Regions from separate parts of the Mus musculus genome. Here regions 1 and 2 are each linked to region 3. A link is a loop called in an ENCODE intact Hi-C map of the cell type or tissue named here. Cell type or tissue: heart. All regions are shown on one strand. Region 1 holds the start of Cep295 (centrosomal protein 295). Region 2 holds the start of Slc36a4 (solute carrier family 36 (proton/amino acid symporter), member 4). Region 3 has its middle 5.8 kb from the start of Mtnr1b.

Region 1 (8,000 bases), 520 kb after region 3:
ATGCTAGAATGGATGTTGCCTGCCTTGGGTCGGTAATGGTGGACAAATCATACTGTGGTCTTTTATAATTATGCTTCTAAATAAGATGGTTGCAGTCTATTTGGATTTACAGTTTGAGCGTATTTTTATTTATTTATTTATTTATTTATTTATTTTATATGTATGGATATTTTGCTTGCAGGGATGTGTGTTCCACTGAAGCCAGAAGAGAGTGTTGGATCACCTGGAGCTAGACTTACAGACGGCTGAGAGACACCCTGTGAGTGAAAGCTGGATATGGAAGCCTGAACTTCACTATGGACAACAAATGATGAAAACCACTGAGCCATCTCTCCAGCCTCACGGCTCGAGACTTTAAAATGTTGCCTTTACGGATGCTGTTAGATGGCATGGGAATTTCTGGCGCAGGTGTGTTCAGCAAAAGTTCATACTTTTATCCCCGAGAGCTTCAGAGAAGGTACTTTCAGCTAAAGCAAGTGTTCATACACCTGAATCCAGCAGCAAAACTAATGCTGACTCTACTCAGCCCCATTTGACTGTATACTCTTCTAGGTTGTAAATTATCTTTTTCCTTTTTTTGTCTAGACTTCCCTGTCTTTGTAAGCATGTACCCAACAGCTTAGAATCAATGGTCTTAATGCATGTCATAGGAATGATACGCCAAAGAGACTTAAATGATGGAAAAGTGGTTCTCATTTTTTTTTAATTTATGTGTTTTGTCTACATTTTGTATCTGTAGCACATGTATCCATGGAGCCTGCAGAGGTCAGAAGGGGGAACTGGAGTTAGGAATGGTTGGGAACCACCACGTGGGTGCTGGGAATGGAACCTGGGTTCTCTGCAAGAAGAGCAAGTGCTCTTAACTGCTGAGCCATCTCTCTAGCTCATGCTTCTCATTTCTTCCTTGAGTAAAGGCCCTGTGCCATGGCTTTGAAATGGTACTTGTAGTTTGGAAGTGTCTAAGCCCATCTTTTCTTGCATATCCAGTCTCACCACCATTGAACTGCCACTTGTGGTGCTAATATCTGGAGAGCCAGAGTGGCAGGCTGCTTCTGTTCCTGAAAGATATTCTTTTCTTTTCTTTTTTTTCTTTTTTTTTTAGTTGTTTGATGAATAGGCATCTCACTGCACATCCTTAGTTGGCCAGGAACTGGCTATGTACCTTAGACTACTTCAAACTTGTGGTGATTCTCCTGCCTCTGAGTCCTGAGTGCCACGATTACAGGAGTGCACACCACAGGACACTCTTTTGATTTTATACATAAGACTCTGAGGACTCCCCCCACTTAAATGTTAGGGGTTTTCCCCAGATATGGTAAGAGATTAAAGTGAACTCAGAGCTATGAAGCTATCTCTTCATTCTCTTGTATGTGAAACTTGTGCTGTGACTTGAATGCATTGTCTCCTCGGTGTCAGCCTGGCAGAGCTTGCACTCTACGTGGTGGTGCTAGCTGGGAACTTTTGATAGTGGGGCCTCGTTTGAAGGTGTTGATCATTGACCTTGAGAGAATATCATCCTGGACTTGTTCCCATTTTACTCTCTCTTCTTCCTGTCCACCAAGATAGGAACTGCTTCTTGTTTTCTCTGCTGGGATGGACTGAAGACCTCTAAAACTGTAAGGTAGAATAAATCTTTCTTCCCTCCATTAAGTTGTGCCTTCCAGGTTCTGTGGCCACATGATGCTAAAGTAACCAATGCTCCAAGCTGACTTGACTTCAGCTATATTCTTAAGAGAAGCAACAAACACAAAAACTAGCCACACTAATGTCACAATGCTTCCTCTGACCAGCAGTGATTGTTTACTCCAAGGCCAGGTAAATGGTCCAATGAATAAAGTATCTCTGAGTAACTATGTTCATATCCACAGCACACATGTAAAAACAAGGCATGGTGGTGTTGTGGGTACAGGGAGTGGATGTTTGGAGACAGGTATATCCCTTAAGATCTGTTAGTCTTACTACCACTCAATCTAGCTCTGGGATCAGTGAAAGACTTTGTTACAAAAGACAAGATGAAGAGTCATAGAAAAAAACATCTGGCACTAACCTCTGACTTCCAAACATGTGCACACACATATGCATGTGCACACTTGTGTTCAAAGACACACACACACACACTCATTCCCAATGGGTGGACAACATTAGAATCTAAGCATATCTACCTTCTCTACATCTCTAAAGTTCAAAGACATAATTAAAATCAAAACCAGAGTCTTAAAACACATATTTAAAAGTCCATTTTCAGTTTTCTTCAGTCAAAAACAAAGTATTATGGGATGTGGTGGCCATGCCTTTAATCCCAGCACTCAGATGGCAGAGGGAGGCAGATCTCTGTGAGTTCAAGGCCAGCTTTGTCTACACAGCAAGTTTCAAGACAGCCAGGACCACATAGAGAGACCCTGTCTCCAAAACAAGATTTATGAAAGAATGTATTAAAAATCAAAATGTAGAAAGTAGCACATGTCATGTACTTTGTGCCAGGCATTGTCCTAACAGCTTTAAATCTCACAGCCACCTTTGGAACAGTTTTACTACATCTGAGTTGATAAAACTGACTTCTAGGGGAAGTTCAGGAATTAGCACAGAGTCAGAGTTGGTAAACTAGAAATTTACAACCAAAAAGTTGGACTCTAGAGCCAACGTATTAAACATTACTTTGTTTTATCCCCCATGATACCAGATATCATGTCTACAGAGATAAATCTATAGCCTCACAAGTCAGGATGGCACATGCCTTTAATCACAGCATTAGGAACATAGAGGCAGAGGATCTCTGTGAGTTCAAGGTCAGCCTATCTTTATGTCAAGTTCCAGAGCATTCAGTGAGATCAAGTCTCACAAACAAAACTTCAGCCTCTTTTAATTTAGAAAACACAGAACTCCATATTGAAAGCATCTTAAATTCAGAGTTCCTGTCAGAAAATACAAGTGAACAGGTGTACACAGAGTTACCTCTTTGTGCTCTCTGGTGTATGTCACACTTGTGCTTTCAGATCAGCTTGTGTTGTCACCTGATTCTCAGATTCATATTCTAGTTTGAACTAAAAAAAGAACGTGTTCATTTTTATTGATTCCAAGAACAATTACTGCAAAATACTGTGGTTTACCCACTTTAGGTCATATGCCCATCACAATAGCAAGCGAGCTAGAGGGTTGCAATGGCCTGGTCTTGGCCATACCTCTGTGACCTGGGGTGCTGGGTCTGTATCAAACGGCAAAGTTCTTAAGAAAGAAGCCTAAGCAGATAATCTTATACTTTTAAAAAATATGCAAACTGCCTTCACATGCCTTAATCGTTGGGTCTCCATGGACCATGGGAAGAGGGCAGGCCAAGTATAACTAAGGACACCACAGTGGATTAAGCTGCCCACAGCATCTCTCATAGAGATAACTTCCTCCTAACTTGAATTGGGCTGGCCCTCGTATATAACCAATAAAATGCGGCAATTTTTTAAAAATTTTATTTTTATTGAATATTTTCTTTAAATTTCCAATGTTATCTCCTTTCCCAGTCCTCCCACCCCCGAAAACCCCTATCTCATCCTCCATCCCCCTGCTTCTATGAGAGTGTTCCCCCACAATGTATAGGCTGACACTCTCTCACCCTACTGAGCTTGCTCTGATCCCTCCTGGTTTCCTATTCAAAACAGAACATGTCTCAAGCTCAGATTTCCACTTGAGTACTTTCTGCCCAAGACGCCAGCTGGGTAGAGCTGTCCAGTCATCAGGTCAGCAAATGACAGAGGGGTGTCAGGCAACTGAACCAAAAGTGCTTGCTACACCTCTTCTTCCAGACTTGCGACCAAGTGAACATGCCTCTGCTGGGAATGGTGCATGAGTTTAATGCAGATGGATCTCCTTATGGCAAGGCCTGAGGAGTTGGGTCCCCACATGGCAAAGACCTATGGGATATTGGAACAGAATCTCCTGGCCTTTCCCCAAGGAATGCTTGGTTCGCTTTTGCCTTGCATTTGTGTGTTTGACTTTGTTATTGGAAGTATTTGCTTTTACTTTGTTTGTGACAGATGTTTCTCTAGAATCAGAAAGTTTGGACTGTGATTCATTCCTATTTGTCTCTGAGGCCATGAAAGTGGAATAGACCACTACTCCTGTGTTTGTTAATAATGATGCGGTTGGTCAACAAGAGGGCCTAGTCTGTGTACACCAGCTAACATCCAGATGTTCTCTCCTTATGGTTACTTAGTTCCAACAATTTGCCCTACAGTGCTGTTCCAAACAATAGTTACATGGGTATTAAAAGCTTAAGAAGGTCTTTCTGGATTGTTGGTTCCAAGACTTAACAGGAATATTCAGAGGTTACACCAAGCAAGGATGAGCAACTGACTCGGTTTACTAATTTGCCCTGGGCACTAGAGGAATGAGATTTCCTAAGGGGACAGGCTAGGTGTCAATAATTAAATCAGAATTTCTCGGGTATGTAGTTTATCGCCTCTCTGTACTGTATCCTCAATTGGTTATGTATCAATGTGCTGGGTTAGATATTAGCCACGTGCTCAATCTATATTTCATCTTTCTTGATACTGTTCATGGGTTAGCAGGAAACCGTGGCGACTGAGAAGGAAGTACAGTGTGCACTTGGTTGAACATAGGAAGTTCTTAAAAGAGACGTGGAAAACTAGATGTATAAATAAAGGTAGTCTGAGTTGTCTCGGTGTCAGAGTATAGTATGTGAACTGCACTTCCTGGTCCAAGTCTTCCGCCGATTCCACACATCCTCCTTCATGTTCTGAACCCGACCCAGGATTGACTGCCGGCGACAAAACACCACAGAGCAAGTGGGACAAGACCCTGACAGTTGAGAGGGATAATGGCCCGTTGCGCAAGCTGCGCGTGCGTGCGTGCGTGCGTGCACGTGGGCGGGGCTGCGCGTGCGCCGAGCTGGAGGTGGGCGGGGGCTTGGCACGGCGCGGCCTTCCGGGCGGCCCCTGCGGAGGCGGTCCTAAGCTGGTTCCCGCCGTCCGATCCCGCCATTGGCGGGCCGTTTGAATGACGGAAGTGACGAGAGCCGGGTCATGGCTGTCCCGCAGGTACCCAAACGGCTGCTGGGTAGCCGGCCGGGTGCGGGTGCCTGTGTGTCGTGAGGCCAGACCACACACGCTGTCAGGTGAGTGACGGAGGCCCGCCAGGGTTCTTCTGGCTGGCCGCGAGCAGGCTGGCGAACCTTCCGGCCCTTTAAACCGCCCCGAGGCCGGCCCTACAGAGAGCTCGGCCTTTCTGAGGCATCCGCCACCCGTAGCTCTTCTGGTACTCTTCCTACACTCAAGCTATGAAAAAAATGGCAGTCTCATTCGAGAGTGTTAGTTCACCCTGTAATCCCAGCACATGCAAGGCAGTGCTGAGGCAGGAGAAATGCCTCGTGTTCAAGACCAGCCTAGGCAATAAACCCTACAGCAGCGAATGGTTGTCGTCAGTCTTACATTAGAATGTGTTCGGCGGTTGGGTAGTAATTAAGCCACACGTACATATAGTACAGCCACGTGTGGTGGCTATTACCCCCTTACACGGAATAAAGTTAACAAGGCCCAAGGGATTTGAAACTTGGCTTCTGCCTTTTGCTAATGAATGGCTCTTGCATCCACATCTATTAATTTTTTGGTTACTGTGTGTCAGATACTGCCTAATCCTTAGAAGGAAATCTATCAAGATAAGCCCTACTGTGTCCATCATTATTGGACACTTAAAACACAGAACTTGAAGAGTCCACATGGGTAGAAATGACTAGTGAACAAGCCAGGTAACAGGATTCTACTTAATAGATGCAGGAGGAATACTTGTCTCCTATGGAGGACAACTTAAAATGTTCCTCTCTTGGAGCCTCAACCATCCTCAGGAGTATTTTCTTAAGAATTCAGTGGAGTGTATTGGAAAAGGCTTTTTTTGTTTTGTTTTGTTTTCCGAGACAGGGTTTCTCTGTGTAGCCCTGGCTGTCCTGGAACTCACTCTGTAGACCAGGCTGGCCTCAAACTCAGAAATCCACCTGCCTCTGCCTCCCGAGTGCGGAAAAGGTTTTCAATTCAAGCAATTACTACTGTTTGACATTTGTTCTTCGATGAAGTCATGACTGGGTCTGCCATGTAGTACTGTATATGGATTAGTCACTTTCTCGTTCAGTCCACGCTGAATTATTTATAAGATGCAAGACAGTTTTTTAGACAAAAGAGATGAGGTGATGAATAAGATCATACTTGTCCTGACCACAATTGTGATAAAGAATTCTCTGTGAAAAGGAATGGTTTCAAGCTGGGCATGGTGGCGCACGCCTTTAATCCCAGCACTCGGGAGGCAGAGGCAGGCGGATTTCTGAGTTTGAGGCCAGCCTAGTCTACAGAGTGAGTTCCAGGACAGCCAGGGCTATACAGAGAAACCCTGTCTCAAAAAAAGAAAAAAAAAGGGGGTGGGGGTGTAGTTTCTACCAGGTGACCCAAGCAGCTCATTGAAACAGTATTTTTAAGTTGTTATATTTGAGCATTAAGAGTTTTTAAAACTATAGCTACTATCACTCAGTTATTAAGACCCTGTCTACAAAAGACGAGTAATAATGAAAAGCTAAAGGAAAAGCTATCCCTATATGAATATAAATAGTCTCTAGTCTAGGTGAGATGCATATGTGAAGGTCATTCATAGAGGACAGCTCCTTAGCAGCATCTGAGCTCAAGCTAGCAGTAAATATCCAGTAATACATTTGCCTGCCTCATCACTGTAAAGAGACCAGGGAGATGTGCACTCATCTCAGTTAAGATCGTGGCATGCTGTGCTAGGAACAGGTTGATAGCAGAATTACTTGGAAAGAGTTTCAAATGACACCAGTTTTCACAGAGCACATTCCTCTAGATAGGAGCATGTTAAAGAAAACTCTTAAGTTCTAGAGAAGAGGAGTGGGATTGTAGTGCAGTGGAAACATGAGCATGTATGTGCAAAGCCTGGAGTTCCATCCCAGCACTGCAGAGACAGGAGGAAGGTCTAAGGGGGATATCAGCAGCACCCAGCCTTAGCAATAGAAGAGGAGACCCAGGAATCTAAGTACTTAAGCCATTATAATTATCCCATAGGGATTTTTAAAAATGGTCATCCAAAAAAAAGTATCCTGTTAACTTTTATATCTCCTTGACACAGGTTAGAGTCACTGAGAGAACATTCAATTAAAACATGCTTACATAACATCTGCCTATAGTCATATCTGTAATACAATTTCTTGATAAATTATTAATGTGGAAGGGCCAGACCTATTGTATGCGGTGCCGTCCTTGGGCAGGTCATGCTGGATGGGATAAGAAAGTAGTTGGAGTGAGCCAATGACCAGCACATTACCATGCAGACAGATCCTCTGTATCAGCTCCTTGCTTCCATGTTTCTGCCATTTGAGTTCCTGCCCTGACTTCCCTTACTGATGGACTGTGATATACAAGCTGAAATAAACCCTTTATTCCCAAGTTGCTTTTGGTCATGGTGTTTTATTGAAACAATAGAACCCTAACTAATACAACATGTTTGTAATTGTTGAGGGATATTTTAAACGAAGCCCATGGAATTGATAATATTCCATGAGATTTAATGGTGCTAAGAGATCAAATTATGTACAGCAACCCAGGGACCCCTAAAGTTACCTTTTTATTTTTATTAGGTACAGGTTATCAGTGTTAAGTTGTACTTGTGAAAACATTTGTTTGATGCCAATACATCTTTTAAGTGCTTAATAAAGTATGGAAATGCCAAGACAGGGAAAAAAGGTCTGAACTATTGTCAGTCAGGTATAGATGGGGGCGAATCTGTGAGTTCTCCCCACTCTTCATTTTCCTCATCCAACTGACAACCAGTGAACTAAAGAGCAGATTCAGAACTATAACTAAGTTGGACTTAGTTTACCTGTATACAGTAAATATAGATTACCCTTTAAATATTGAAAATATTAACATGAAGTTTTAAAATCATTTTGTTACCATATTTCAGTAATATATTTCATAGGCACTCATCTGTTTATT
Region 2 (8,000 bases), 170 kb after region 3:
GAGCCCATGACTTACTGAAAAATCTTTTTCTATATTTCTTTGCCTCCAATCGATTTTCTTACCCCTCATATGTGAGCATCTTAATAAGTTAATTATTCCATGACACTCTTCTAACCTTCTCATAACAGGATTTAAAGGAATTCATTTGTAAAAACTGAAGCTGAGAGAAAAGTAGTGAACAGGTTAGGACCTCATAAGTCTACATGCATGCATCATTCTGACTCTGCGGCATGATGTGCAGGCAGCTGGTGCCTGCCCCTGTGCTTAAACGGTGCTTAAAGCAGCTGAAAAGTCCCCGGGACTTCCCCTTGCTTCAGACTTCATTCCTTGGAGCGACATTACACAACACAGATACAGATATATACATATGTACATCCTTTAACATATATTTATGTAGCTATAAGTTTATATAAATACATAGATATGTTTTTTTAACTAGATTAAGAATAGTTAAAATAGGGTCAAGTTCTAGAACTGACTATATTCCCCTAAAGGTCACAAAGTAACTCAAACCTAAATAATTAAAGAACCTCGAATGCTAATCCCTGGAAAGCAGTGTCTACGAGGCTACAACTGAAAATGTTCCTTGTCTCCCACTTGAACCAGAGCCTCTAAGGTGAGATCTGCTATAAACAAACTCAGTCACCCATAACTCGCCGAAACCCCATGAATCACTAAGTATACTATGTGAAACTGTATTTTGTTCTGAATTTCAGGATGTAGTATGTAAAGACATCAATAATGTCTTGCATTTGACCCTCTAGAAAATGCAGTGGTGACTTCTTGCATTTACTCTGTAGCACTAACACTGGCTTTGGTCAGGAGACCGCACAGCACACGCCAGGCCTGAACCTCTGCCTGCTGATGAGAAGACATGCAATAGTGTATTGTTTAATCTGATGAGTCCAGCATACTGTCCCCTGACCACCAGATAACCAACATAAAATGTAGGATGCTTTACATCCTGTTTTCCACACTAATTACTGGAAATCCAGGGTGTATTTACTGGGACACACACACTGCAAAGACTCAGAAACCAACCTCATGTAGGCAGTAGCTACTTAAACAGAGACATGAAGTCAGCAGGATAACCTCCTACCAAGGTCTCTGCTATATACATGACGAAACTCACAATTTCCACCTCGCAGAGGACTAGAGGATAAAATGAGACAGCAGGCATGAAGCATGGAGCCCCTACAAGCACATGAGCCACCCAGGAGCAGCGGTTCCACCCCTGATAATCAATACTACAAACAAATTATACTGTCTAAGACTTTAAACTACAAATATTTGACAAGAAATTAGAATTAACAATAAAAATAGCCAATACTGAGCATTTTGGAGCCACAAAGTATCCAATAAGACTTAGTTTGAAAAGATGGGATGTTATATCAGCTAAAAGGAAATAGAAGTAGAAACTAATGCAAAAATCATAGTTAAGGAGAGCCAGAGAGACAGCTCAGCAGCTAAGGATGCTTGCTACCAAGTTTGAAGCCCTGACTTTGATTTCTGGGACCCACACAGCAGGGGGATAACTGGCTCCACAGGCTGTACCCTGGGCTGCATTTGCTCATTCATAAATTAATCTTCTAATAATAACCATGGATAACGGTATCTAAAGACCCAACATGGTAAAAGATTTAGCAGAGTTAAGAACACATGAAACAGTGTCTGAATACTCTACATTAAGTAATTAAAATTTTCATTAGCCTATGTTGTTTACACATAGTCTATTATTATTCGCTGAAGTTTTTATGTTAATTTTTGGCCAAGCAATAAATTAAACTATTCTTATAAAAGCTGTGGTAAAATAGGTGAAATTACTAATTCCTGATAAAATACTATTAAGCAGTGGATTTCAAACTACCCAGGTATAATTATTTCTAAGTGTTTAACATGTAACAATAAAAACCAGTCTATTAAATATTATACACCTTAGATATAATGTAAAGTGTCCACAACGAATGGAGCTTAAGTTAGGAGGATACAGACGCTCTGCTCTGCCATCCCAACTTCTGTTTCAGCCTCAACTGCCTACCCTGAAATCAGCTCCAGGTGTAGCTAAATAAAGACTGACAAATTTAGTAATACATATTAGACTCTTTCAGTGCTCACTACTCTCATCAAGTAATTCTACTTCTGGCAAGCTACTAATAAAGATGTTTGCCGAAACATAAAATCTTAAAGTCCGCTAAGTACATGGCAATAAGCAACTTACTATGCTCACTACAGTGTACCCACCCTAGAAAATACAACCCTGCCTTCACAGTGTGATTGCCAAGGCTCAGACGAGGGCAGTCATCCAATGAGTCAGGAGAGGGGCTACGGACTCACACTATGCCGCAGTGTTTTAAAAAGTAAAGTGGAAATAGAGAGAAGAAAACATAGCATAGTGGAAACCAGCTCATGGTGTAGATGGACCACACAACCATCTCTATCCTTTCTTTCCTCTGGAAATATTAAAATCATTTAGTAATGCTATATTGCTCTTAATATTCCTACAAAATAAGAAACCACTTATATATCAGCAATGGTAATAAAATATGGTGGGCATAGTTTCTTTTATGAAAAATAGCACAATGTTGCAGCTAAAACCCATGCGCCACCACCTTGATCATAAAAGCGGACTTCTTTATTCCTGTGGTTGAGAGGACAGAACGTAAGAAACAGGCTAGAAACCTGCAATGGCTTTTGAGTGTAAGAAGCCCATCCTCTGTCCCAGCGGAGCTCTCCACAGATGGCCAGTGTTAAACTGCCTTCTACATTCAGTAGCACTGCCACTGTACAAACCCAAACAGCATGAGTAACAGTGGAACGGTGCTTTCTAAAACATTAACTCTCCCACCACCCTGAATCTACCTCAGTAACAATGCAGAGTATTTTTGTATCTCTTCTCTTTCTCTTCCTCACTCCCTTGCCTCATCTTCCTTCCCTGCCCTCCCCACAGCTTCAGGGTTACCTACGTGCTGACAACTTCCGGACTTTCCTCCCTAGACCTTACCTTCCAGTAACTCTAGACCTGATCAGCTCTAAAGGAAATCCTATCGTCCTCTCCACACCACATGACTTCACCCATCTGGACAAGTCACCTCTTAGGTCTAGGCTTTGGGGGAATCACTCCTATGGTTGGCACCAGTGTGTCAGGAGGCCTCTGACCTGCACCCCATGGACACTGTCTTTGGGCTGCCTGAGTGTCCTCCCAACATGGCAGCTGGCTTCCCTTCAAGTGAGCAGCCGTGACTGAGCTCACAGAGAAAGGCACAGGGCCTCACATGATCTAACTCAAGTGGAGAGTCTCCCGTCAGCAAAAACTGGTCATGAGAAGTGAGGTTAAAGAGGGAAACATCAAAGGCTGGAGACACTATAAAACTGTCCTAAGCCCTCAGCCCTTCAGACATTCCGGTCCCTGGAGCCATCCTGCCTGCCTTCACCCAGTCTCTTTGGAAATCACGCTGGTCTATGACACCCGGTCTAACCACCTCTCTCCGTTTCCACCGCTGCCACTATGCTGGTCTGAAGAGCATGCTGGCCTCTTTCCTGAGCTTGTGGAAGGCCCCCCAGTTCCCACTTTTGCTCTAAAGTCCATTTGTCACGTGGAAACCACCGTAAGCACACTTTACTGTAGAGGACAGAACCAGGGAGCTTTCCCAGTTAACAGATGATGCATGGTGAGTATGTTTCCATGTCACTTCTAACAGCTGACCGTACGCTAAGTGACAGCTGAGTTCATGGCTTTCCATCGGACAATAACGACCTTGACCCTTACAAATGCTGCAATGAGTCTTCTGGCAGACATTTGTGTGTGCGCTGTGTGTCTGTGGAAGCACTTGTGGCCCAGCGTGTGTACAAGGGGTCTGCCGGATGCTAACTGTGGGGACGCTATTCTCCCTCCCACCTTGCTTGAGGCAGGGACTCTCTCTTCTCCGATGCTGAGCTTTGCAGCTGGCATTCAAGCACATGAGCGACTGTCCTGCCTCTGTCTCCCATGTTCTACTGCTTTCCATGGGTTCTGGGAGTCCCAGTTCAGGTCGTTGGTCTTGCATGGGAACTGCTCTTACCCTCTTAACCATCCTCTCAGCCTGATACAGTTTAACTGCATGATTTACTTTGAGAAATTGTCTACACATAAAACTGCTGAGTGAAAAGATGAACTTTTCCAGAGGGCAGGGCAGAGTCAGGACCTCAGTGTGTGGACCACACTGGCCTAGAACTCACTGTGTGGCATAGGCTGACAGCCCGCTTGCCTCAGCCCCATAACACTGGGTTTGCAAGTGTGTACTGCTACCACACCAGCTTTATACATGCTAATGATAACATACTATCCCGCTCCTGCCAATCTCCTCACAGCTCAACAACATGGGTTGAACTGAAGAGTCTCATAAACTTGAGTTTGTAGTAACAAGGCCCTGCCTTAGGCAAGAACAATTGCAAGACAAAAGAACTTGCCTCCCTGAATTCTAGTGTGGATCAAGTAGTCATTGGCTAGCATAGTATACAGCACCCTGCTTGACAGTCTGTTCTCAATGAAAGTTAGACTTAGAATTTCTACCTTTGTTGAAAACAACCATGAAGTGTTGGCACATTATTATAGGCATGCCAGTCTATAAATTACTTCAAAGTATGTTTTAATTTAATCTCTTTCTTTAAGAAATATTTCTTAACACAGTGTGCTGCTAGGAGGACATCTTTCTATCCTGATCCTGGCTTCTGTTTTCTTTCTGGCAGTAGTAAACAGAAGCAAGCCTTCCAAAACCATGGAAACAGAGCGCTCAGGGCCTGTCAGAGCCCAGGTACGTGCTATTTTTCAGGCAGCAATGTCCCGTTAGAACAGCTGCGCAGCGAGGAGTCAACGGAGGCTTCAGCTGGAGATGCCCAGAGTTGAGATCCAGGCTCAGAAAAGAAAACAATGATAACTTCCTTAAAGCATCCTGGAAAAAAACAGAGTGGCAGCAGTTCCCGCCTCCCTTTGACGTGGACAAACGGGGCGACTCCCCGCACTGACGCACAGTGCTACAAGCACAGGCCCGTGGACAGACAGATGGACAGAATGACAGGCATACAAAGACTGACAACTCAAAGGCAGACAGACCTCACACTCGGTGCAGCGACCTGCAAGGCCCCGCCAGGCCTGGGGACCACTGTTCTGTGCTGGTCCTAGAGGAACTCACGCCAGCCAGGGTCCTGGGACCCACCAGCCTCTGCCTGGAGTCTCTGCATACGCCGTCACCCCGCCATCCCGCCATCCCGCCACCCTAGTGCTCAGTGCGCGCGCAGAGACACCCCCACCCCCTACCCCCCCCACGGCCAGGCGCGCGAGACACCGGGAGCCCGGATGCCGCCGCAGCGGACGCGAAGGCCGACGCGCCCTCACTGCGAACGCGGGAGACGCCCACGCCCCGGGTTGGGTCAGGCCGGCAGACACCCACCGAGCTCCTCGCATCCCGCCGTCTCCGCCGGCGCCGGCGCTTCCATCCCTCGGGGGTCTCCAGGTCGCCGCCGCCCGCTCTGCCGGCCGCACCGCCGAGCATGCGCAGAGCCGCCCCGAGGGGCGGGGCCCGGGCTGGCCTTGACCGTAGCCCACGCGGGTCTGCGCCTCGGGGTGACAGGCGCGGCGCCTACAAGCTGAGGAGCGATCCTCTGAATCCCCGGGCTTCGCATGCCGGAAGAAAGGGCCTCGGACCACGCAGAAAGCAGGCAGACTGCAACTCCCGACGACCGACTGGCAGTGTTCCTCCACCCCAATTGACACTAACAAACGCAGCTAGATGTAGGCTCCTGCACTGGCATCTTAAAGACAGCTAACACTAGGGTTAAGGCAAAGAGGGAAGTGTCGACATCCACTATCAGGCACTACACTACATTGTCATATGGTTCTTTGGTCATATGAGAGACAGCGCAATGCAGTCTGTAAGTCACTGTGCCACTGTCCACACAAAGGGTAAGACCCTTCGGTAGCACCACCACCAACAACAACAACAACAGTAAGCCAATGAAGGCAGGGGAGGGATCTGCCACTGCAGCAGGGATTCTCAGTCTGCATACGAAGCTGGCTTGCGGAAACCGTTTCAGCCTGCCTATTAAGTATTGCCTACTTTCAACTTTAAAGTGGCTTCACTATCTGCTGACTTCCAGAAGGAGGGGCACCTTCTCCCTATCATCGGAACAACTCTATGGGTGGACCTAGGAAATGCAATGACAGTACCTGGAAGAGCCCTCACTGTTGCTAACAACATGACCTTTACTGCAATATCTTTGTTTACTCTTCGTGACTGACTCATCCAACTGAAAGCTAAGAAAGACAATGGTGCGTGAGTTTAACTTACTTTGAAAAGGCTCCACACTGTGCTAACAGAGGTTTTTTTTTTTTTTTTAAATAAATATATGGCATGGACTGCCTTAGTTAGGGTTTCTATTGCTATGATAAAGCACCATTGACCCAATGCAACTTGAGGTGGAAAGAGTTCACTTCAATTGGAAGTCCATCACTGTGAGGACAGGAACTCAGGTCAGGAACTGAAGAAGCCATGGAGGGATGCTGCTTACTGGTTTGCTCTGTGTGGCTTGCTCACACTGCTTTCTTATAGCACCCAGAAACGGCTCCTCATTGCCGGCACTGAGCTGGGCCCTTCATCAATGAAGACAATACTACCACAAGCTTGTCCTCAGGCCAATATGGAGGCATTTTCTCAATTGGGGTTCTCTCATTTCAGATATATCTAGAATTGTATCAACTTTGCAAAATACAACCTGCACATTTACAAAAGAAAACTAGAATGGCTCGGAAAGGTGAGGACGCAGCAGCCAAAAGCAGAGCAACGGACAAGGGAAACTGAGGTCTGGGATCCGTCCAGCAGCTCTGGACTCTCTAGTCAGGAAGTTGAGAGAAAGGCAGCAACTACACATCAGAGCTGAAGAACACTTGTCATCCAAGGGTGTTTGTTTCCAGAACTGAGCAGAGCACTGACCTCCCAGTGCAGCAAGCGAAAATTAACCGAAGCCAAGAAATATTATTATAAAATGTTAGAAAAATGAAAGAGAAAGATGCTAAAACTTCCTTCGGTTTAAATACTAAATGCCATTGGGAAGAGGCTCCTTGGCTTAAAGTTCACCTGCCTACCAAACAATGGCTAACAACAGCTAGGGCTCGATGAGGTGTTGGACTCCACTATTTCGAGGAAAATACACTGGCTAAAACTATGCCTATCGAAACTGTGGATATAATGAAAGGATAATACAGACACACTTTAGTATAACATAAAGCTCAGCCTGGACATCTCGTGTGCTCTGTCTATGCCTGGAGGAGTGCTTTGCCTGAATAAACCCACCAGGGGTAAGTCTACCAGCAGTAAACCTAGTTAGAAAACACACCAAGCAAAAAACCAAGAATCCGATGCAGGATAGGATCCTGACAGGGTCCCAGACCACAGCTGTATCTCAAGAGATGTCAGTCCACCTGGAGTGCCAGAAAGAGACAAAAGAAATGCTGAAATTAAGGAAGAGTCTGAAAATGTAAACTTGGGCAAAGAGAGTTTTCTCCGGTTTGGGGGAACATCTAAACACTTTGCTGTAGACAGGGAAAAAGCCAAGTAGTGGTAGGAGAGGGTGAAGGGCCAGGTAGACATATGGACAATGACTCTAATTAACAGTGTTGATAAAGGAAGTATGGGAAATTATAATCATAACACTTAATATGCCTTGACCATGAATAATACACACAGCCATAACCAAAGACATCATGAACAATGGTGAGCGTGTTATGATTCTGCAGGTGGAGGCTGACGTAAAGAAGCTAAGCTCTTAATATTTCTAGTTATGGTGGAATTCTAGTAAACAAAACTGAAAAATTTTTAGAAGCATGAAGGAAAGCACACTGAACAGCAACCTCTCAAAACAGAATCATAAATAGGCAAGACTGTCATTCATTATGAGTCCTATTCGATTTTAAGCTATATATACATGGTAAAAATACTAAATTCACCAAAGAAATATTGGCCTTTGCA
Region 3 (8,000 bases):
CTATATCAGGGTCCTTTCAGCAAAATCTTGCGAGTATCTGCAATGGTATCAGTGTTTGGAGGCTGATTATGGGATGGATCCCCTGGTATGGCAGTTTCTAGATGGTCCATCCTTTCGTCTCAGCTCCAAACTTTGTCTCTGTAACTCCTTCCATGGGTGTTTTGTTCCCAATTCTAAGAAGGGGAAAAGTGTCCACACTTTGGTCTTCGTTCTTCTTGAGTTTCGTGTGTTTTACAAATTGTATCTTATATCTTGGGTATTCTAAGTTTCTGAGCTAATATCCACTTATCAGTGAGTACATATTGTGTGAGTTCTTTTGTGATTGGGTTACCTCACTCTAATGGCTCAGACCACTTTGTAAAAATAAACTCAGGTATGAAGCATGTGCAATTTATGGAAGTGTGCTCTAGTCTATGAGGAATATAATTACAGGATCCTGATCACTTAGACATAACTTGGAGAGTGTAAAAACGAGGAAAGTTCAGAGCTTTGCAGAAAGAGAAAAGGGACTCATATTTAACATAGGATGGCAGAGGGTAAGTGGTGGTCCTGTTAATCAGTGGGCATGATGTTTTCATATAACTAATAATACATCTTTCCCTCCCCTGTCCTTTGCTAAAGTCCTTGTGATCTCCAAAATAAGGTTCGTGCTTTGTCTGCCATGAGATAAATAATTTACATTTTCAGTCCCAATAGCTTTCAGGTGGGGGTGGCTGGTTGCCAAGGGAACTAATCTTATTGCTAAATGGTCCTAACCTCCATCAAGGGAAATGGAACAAATGGTCATTGGTGACCAACTATTTCATTATCAGTGCTTACCTACTAAAGTCATCCAGAAGAAAAGGGTTGGAGGCTAGATTGCTTAGCATGTGGAAGAATCTGCAGGAGGGGGTCAGAAGTACAGGTCACAGCCTGAGACTAACACCTGGTGTCTGCAGTGATGAAAGTGAGCATGTGAAGTCGGACCCTTAATCTGTGCTCTTCACTAACTCCATGCTAGTTGGCATCAGAGAGTTGGAAAATTGCTTAATATGGTGAAGCTAAACTTGTACTGTCAAAAATTATGTCATTGATGAAAACAGTAAGCCTGGAAAGTGATGAAAATCAAAGAACAAATGTCTGGTTACCAAACGGAAAAGATCAAAAGAAATACAGGAGAGTGAGTCGGGGTCTAAGTTCTATGGATCTGGCTTTTCTTATAGACATGGAGATAGTGATCTATAGTGTTTTTTATTTTAATGTAAGTTATCAGAACAATGGCACTGCCTCTCTTCAGCATTTTCAGGCAATTGAGAAATTCATTTTATATTACAAAGAAACTGTGTAAGAGTCATGGGGCTCAAACAATCATCTACTATCAAATATCTTCAGGAAGCAATAATGTGTTTTCTCGTGAGCTGGACGACGTTATTAGCTGAAGAGTCTTTCCTGTTCAAATTTGGAAGAATGGTGGGCATTGACCTCCACGGACTGGCTGGAGGGACCCAGAGCTCTGGAAGAAAATCAATTACCACAAGGCATGCCGTGTTCACTCTCATATGAAAGCCAGTACAAGGTCTACTAAGTCCGGTCTGAAGTAATGCAGCCTCGAATCCTAGATCTCGCACTTACAGAAGGAACCTATGGTGGGTGATGGAAGGAGCCCTCTTTAAACCTGTTTCCCTAACTGTAAGAGGAGAAAAGGCAGCCAACTGTGCACAGATGATGACCAGAGTCTCAATATTATGCAAGTGGATCATCATTTTGTCTTATATCTACCTGTTTTATCTTCATTACTTTCTAAGACATTTAGTATTTTCATCTTTATTTAAAATATAAACTAGGAGCCAAAGATGTGAAGTGTCTTGCCCAAGGTCTCTTAGCTGGTGATCATCAAGCTGGCCTGCTTGCAAAGTTGGGGTTTTTTTCCATTTCTTTTCTTTTGAGTTGTTTGTTTGTTTGTTTAAGTGCATTTATTAAAGCTGTCACCAAGAGTTCATGAGGCTTGCCACTTTCTGACACTGGTCTGTGCATTAAGCATCCATTGTACGCTTGGTCACTACAGTTGGCCACCACAGTGAACTGTAATGTCACTGTAATGCTCTTCCACAGAAGATATGCCATTCTTTTGAGACTGGAGAGCCACTGTGTGGTAGATATGGGCATAATCCAGATGCCTGGATTTCAACATCTGCTTTCTCCCTGCCACACAAAGGTGCCCCATCAAACCAAAGGAATGTTTAGAGCCCCTCGGTAGATCGTAACACACTAGCGTTATGCTTCCCAGTGCTTCTGACTCAGTTTCATGCTGCTCTTACAGATACCAATAGAAAGGATGGGTGACTGGTAGGGAAAATAACTTCTAATAATATGGTAATATGATACTGAGGTTGACACAATCAGTTGTTTCAAAATAGCTAATGTATCCTAAATATTTCCAACTTAGGCAAATAATAAATGTGTTACTCAGCTTCTTGTTAGCGTGAGAAATATTTGACAGGATTAGGATTAAAGGTTTCTTTGAGGTTCTAGTTTTTGATTGCACAGATTTCGTTGCTCTTTTAGGTCTCAGATAAGGATGCTGAATGTCAGGGAACATCGTCAAGGAGTAAAAGAAAGATGGGAATAGAGCTTTAACTCAGTAGGAGAATCCTTGTCTAGCTTGAATGATGTCCTGAGAGGGGAGAGAGAAAGGGAAGGAGGGAGGAGAAGAGAGGGGGAGAGAGTGAGAAAGAAGAGGGAGGGGAAAGAGATGGACACACACACACACACACACACACACACACACACAGAGAGAGAGAGAGAGAGAGAGAGAGAGAGAGAGAGAGAGAGAGAGATCAATTTGGTATAGTCTCATATGACCTGAGACTTCCCAGTTGGCTCTACACTTGTAAGTGTCACCATCTCCAACCAGTGCCACCATAAAGACCACCAACATTCCAGATCCAAAGTCTCTTTGGCTGGTGGCTTAGACTCTGAGAGCTACCAGGGGTCCAGGTTAGCTGACATGGTTGGTCTTCCTGTGGCGTTGCCATCCCCTTCCGTTCCTCCAGTCCTTCCCCTAATTCTTCCATAGGGGTCTTCAACCTCAGCCCAATGCTTGACTGTGAGCATCTGTCTCAGTCAGCTGCTGGTAGAGCCTTTCAGGTGACTGCCATGCAAGGCTCCTGTCTGCAAGCACAACATAGCATCAGTTACAGTGTCAGGGATTGGTGCCTGCTCATGGGATGGATTCCAAGTTGGATGGACCTGTCACTCACTGGTCCACCATTCCTTCAGTCTCTGCTCCATTTTTGTCCCTGCATGTCTTTTAGACAGGAACAATTCTAGGTCAGAAATTATGACTGTGGGTTGGTATCCCCATCCCTCCCCTGGGGGCCATATCTATCTACTGCAGGTAGTCTCTGAGGGTTTCATCTCCCCACTGTTGGGCATTTCAGCTAAGGTCACCCTTATTGAGTCCTGGGATCCTCCCTCATCCCAGGTCTTAGACTTTCCAGAGGTCCCCCTGTTCCCTCACACCTACTAGCTGCATGCTTTTATTCATTCTCCTGGTCTTTGGCATTCCCTCCTGCCCCCCCCCCCCATAACTGATCCTGCCCTCTTTTCCTTCCCCCTCCCCTCTTCCACCTAGGTCCCTCCCTCCATCTGCCTCTCATGATTTTGTTCCTTTTCTAAGTGGGATTGAAGCATCCTCACTTGGGCTTTCTTCTTGTTTAACTTTTTAGGGTCTGTGGGATGCATCATGGGTATTCTGTACTTTTTAGCTAATATCCACTTATCAGTGAGTACATACCATATTTTTAAAACACAGTGCTGGATCAGACAAAGGGCATGGTTGAAAGGGAAGAAAACTGTTGCCTTAGACTACCGAGTCCCTATTCCCTCATTTATCACACACACACACACACACACACACACACACACCTGAATTTCCAAGTTCAGTTGTATTTTTTCATTGCTACCACTAGGGGGCACAGGTGCCCACAGTAATGTGCAAGTCTTTTTTTTTTTTTTAAAGCAAGCTCGTTCTTGAAAAATGGGAAATGCTTAGCTGAATTAAATAAGGCCTTTGGGCCATTGGGTGGTGCAGCAGAAGGGTGGAACAGTGTGGACAGGAGAATATGGGAATCACAGAGGAGGCGGATTGAAGGGTGGAGAGAGGTTTTACTGTTACAGCAGATGTGAGATTAGCACAGCATGTGTAGGTCACATGACCTCCCTAGGGGATGCCAGTGGGCAGGCTGGGTCAAGATGCACTGGGCTCAGGTTGAAGCCATATATTTTTTAGATTTATCTCATGTTTCTACATTTATTGCTTCATGATTTACTTCATTGGATGGAAGGACTTTATTTAAAAGATGGGGGTTTTCATCTATTTGATAATTCTTCCATTTAATCAGAATACAACATTTGTATACAATTGGATGAAGTTACCACATCTATGTAAATATCATCTACCATTCAAATTTTGGACAGCCCTGCCCCTAGTCAAAGAACTGTAGACAACAAATGACTGCTGGGAGTAGAGTTGACCTCTCAAAGATAAGCTACCTTATCATTGTCCACTGCAAAGTGGTCATCCCTGAAAGGATATACATACAAACAAGAAAATGAGCTCACTCATCACACTGTATTTATATATCTTTGTATACATGAAGATACATAGATAATAGATTAGATAGATAGATAGATAGATAGATAGATAGATAGATAGATAGGTAGGTAGATAGATAGATAGATAGATAGATAGATAGATAGATAGATAGATAGATAGATAGATAGATAATAGATTAGATAGATGGATGGATAGATACATACATACATAGATAAATGATTGATAGACAGATAGAAACAAAGATAAATGATAGATAGAAACAAAGATAAATGATAGATAGATTAGATAGCTAGATGATAATTAGAATGATAGATGATAGATTATAGATTAAATAGATAGATATATTAGATAGATAATAGATAGATGATATGTAGATTAGATAGATAGATAGATAGATAGATAGATAGATAGATAGATAGATAGAAAATAATAGTAATGAAAAGAGGCTACCAACTGGCTGGAGAATGGGGTTGCATAGAAGGGGTTGGAAGAAGGAAGTTAGGAGAGTGGTGTCTATTTTCAATTACAAATGTACTGAAAGAAAAAAGAGAGTCTCTCTTCAGAGAGAGACAAAGCTTATTTGCCAGAGTGCTTGCCTAGCATGCACAGAGCCCTGGATTTGATTTCCAGAACTTCAGAAGCCAGACGTTGTGGTGTGTACCTATAATCCTGGAAGTTGAAGGCAGGAGGGTCAGGACTTCATGGTCATTCTTGGCTCTATAGCAAGCACAGGGCTCCATGCGCCCTGTGAACTTGGGCTGCCATCTTCAGGAAGAGAGTGTGTGACAGGAGACAAGAGTGAGCCACAGAGAGAGGCACAGGACAAAGTGCTGAGCCATCTCTATTGGTGTTTCTTACCCCACACTTTGTTGAGGCTTGGATACCTCAACAAATAAGCTTAAATGCTTACCCTATATTATTTATATAAATGTATGTGCTATAATGTTATAAAATGTATATGTAAATTATTTTATACAATTAATTTACAAATTCTATATACATATTAAATTGCCTGATCTTTGACTTATTAAAATTAAAAGTAGTTTAGCGTTTGCTAGAGGAACATTACTTACAGTAAACACTAACCCAACATAACAAGAACAGTGCCTCCTATCAGTTAGTGAGAGAGTTGCATCTGACCATTGGAACACAGTCTGTCCCTCTAGTTTCTTTGGATCACATTTCTAGATGTTCAAAAGCATGGTTTCATCATCAGTTTAGCTCTAGTGCATGGAATTACAGTGGAAAGCACATACATAAAAGAGGTAGATCACATCAAAACTAGGACTTTAGTCTCATGAGACCAACCTTTGTCCCTTCTAGCCATCACCTCTTTGGAGTTCGCCACCTATGACCATCTCTGCTCTAGGAACCGAGCTTCTAGAAGCAGAGCTTCTAACAGCAAACACCTCAGAGAAGAAGTTGACAAGAATCTTGACCTTAGAACAGGCTGCAGATATCTAGTGACTCTCTCAGCAGATTCCCTGTGCTAGGGATGACTCTAAAGCTCTTAGCCTCGCTCTGAAGGACTACCTGGTTCAATTCTCTGTCCACTTCTCTAGCCCATGGTCTGAGATCACTTCTTATAGAATGTCTTCCTTGAACATGAAACCCACTCTCTTTGTCTGAACACCACCTCCATTGCTTGAATGCCAGCACTCCAACCTCCCATCAGGACTGCTTCTCTGGATCTCCTTTAGTTAGTCTCTTTGATGTTTGGATAAGTTCTATTGGGTTGAGGGTGAATAGATACAAAATCCCTTTTTTTTTTTTTAGAAAGAGCTTTATCTTAGAGTCACAGTAAAATTAAACCAGAACATGAATAGTTTCCACAGAGCCCCTGTTCCCATACACACATAACTTTCCTGTCACCATATTGGCCCATTCTTGTCATGCAGACTGCACAGTTTCCATTAGCCTTTGCCTTTGATACATGCACTATGGGTTTTAACAGAGTCCACGGTCATGGAATAGAAGCAGATTACTATCAAACCTTTCATGATCATGTAGAAGAGACTCAGCCCTCCCCTAGTTCCTGGTAATTGTGAATTTTGGTTCACAGTTTTGGAATATTTAGGAGGTGTTGCTTTGGATGAGATATGTCGCTGTGGATTGGGCCCCCATGCCAGGCTCAGTCTTCTCTGCCCCATATGAGCTCTCAGCTACTCCAGTATCATGCCTTCCTGTGCTTGTGCTCCCCGCCATGATGATTCCGAAACTGTAAGCAAGTCCCCAATTAAATGTTTCCTTCTATAAGGCAACTGTAAGGCTTGCTAGTTTTATGCTGACTTGAAATAGGCAAGGATCATCTGAAGGGAGGAATCCTCAGTCAAGAAAATGCCTCCAAAAGATCTAGCTTTTCTTAATTAGTAATTACTGGAGGAGGACCCAGCCCATTGTGGGTGGTGCCAGACCTGGACTGGTGGTCTTGGCTTCTATAGAAAGTAGGTTGAGCAAGCCAGTAAGAAATACTCCTCCACAGCCTCTGTATCAGCTCTTGTCTTCAGGTTCCTGCCCTGTTTGAGTTCCTGCCCAGACTTCCTTCAGTGATGAACTACAATGTCAAAGCGAAATAAACCCTTTCCTATCCAACTTGCTTTTGTAATGATGTTTCATCACAGCAGTAGTAACCCTAACTAAAACAGTCATAATGCTTCATCACAGCAATAGAATAGTAACTTGAGACACCATCTATGTGAAGGCATAGGAAATTGTGGTGGTTTGTTTTTATCTTCAAGACAAACCCTTACCCTGTAGCCCAAGATATCCTCAAACTTTCTGCAAATATGTGGTACTTATAAACCCACTCAGTTTCACACACAACTACATAAAAGCAGTGAGCAAAGCTTTGTAAAATGGTATGAAAAAAAAACTATTGAAGCACACAAATGTATTTAGCTTTGACATTTAAATTGACTTTACAGTTACCTTACGTTGCCTTCAAGACCCAAGAAAACCAGCTGTGTGGATGCTGCACTGACTTCAAGTACCCTAATTCCAAAGGTCTGGAGATACTACGTTGCATGCAGGCAAGGTCAAAAATTATATTCCAGGAGAGCTCAGAGCTGAGCCTTTCAGCCTGGGGCATAGCTCGGTGAAGTAGCCATGTTTACAAGCACAAGGCTCTGAGTTTAAAACCCAATACTCTGAGACAGAAAATGAGGGGACTTCTCATCTCAAAGCACTGGCTTTTAAAAATAAAACAACTCCCATGATTTTACTTCCTTCTCCAGCTAGAATGGTTCTTGCCAATTCTCCCTCTGTCCTGAGCAGCTCTGGTTTGTTGATTGACACCCATCAAGTGGTTAGTTTAGTTTAAAGTCATACACAGGCACACTCATGTTCCTAACATGCCTGCTGTGCCTCTTAAGGAGAGAGTTTTCACTCTCTGAAATGTCATTTT

What was found. Peaks named below come from ENCODE experiments on the same cell type or tissue, not always from the same donor. Only the 100,000 strongest peaks of a DNase experiment are listed, where the experiment ranks them.
Region 1: a loop joins it to region 3, with 3 times the contacts of the local background. A loop is called at or near these places in 10 of 42 quality-filtered maps.
Region 2: a loop joins it to region 3, with 2.9 times the contacts of the local background. A loop is called at or near these places in 8 of 42 quality-filtered maps.

What each region holds. Positions count from the first base shown.
Region 1 is chr9:15,354,751-15,362,750 of GRCm38, reverse strand. Cep295 (centrosomal protein 295) reads left to right here and starts at 4,963. Exons shown (of 27, transcript NM_176976.4): 1 at 4,963-5,125. The coding sequence starts at 5,008. In heart, a CTCF peak has its summit at 4,971; a DNase peak (open chromatin) is centred at 4,960; H3K4me3 peaks cover 1,847 bases; H3K27ac peaks cover 1,469 bases.
Region 2 is chr9:15,707,264-15,715,263 of GRCm38, reverse strand. It overlaps Slc36a4 (solute carrier family 36 (proton/amino acid symporter), member 4), which reads right to left and starts at 5,526. Exons shown (of 11, transcript NM_172289.5): 1 at 5,427-5,526. The coding sequence starts at 5,472. In heart, no CTCF peak of the experiment used is centred here; DNase peaks (open chromatin) are centred at 4,993 and 5,523; H3K4me3 peaks cover 2,069 bases; H3K27ac peaks cover 1,511 bases.
Region 3 is chr9:15,876,394-15,884,393 of GRCm38, reverse strand. No RefSeq gene overlaps it. Among named protein-coding and RNA genes, the nearest start is that of Mtnr1b, 5.8 kb to the right of the region's middle. In heart, CTCF peaks have their summits at 3,960 (motif pointing right) and 5,711; no DNase peak of the experiment used is centred here.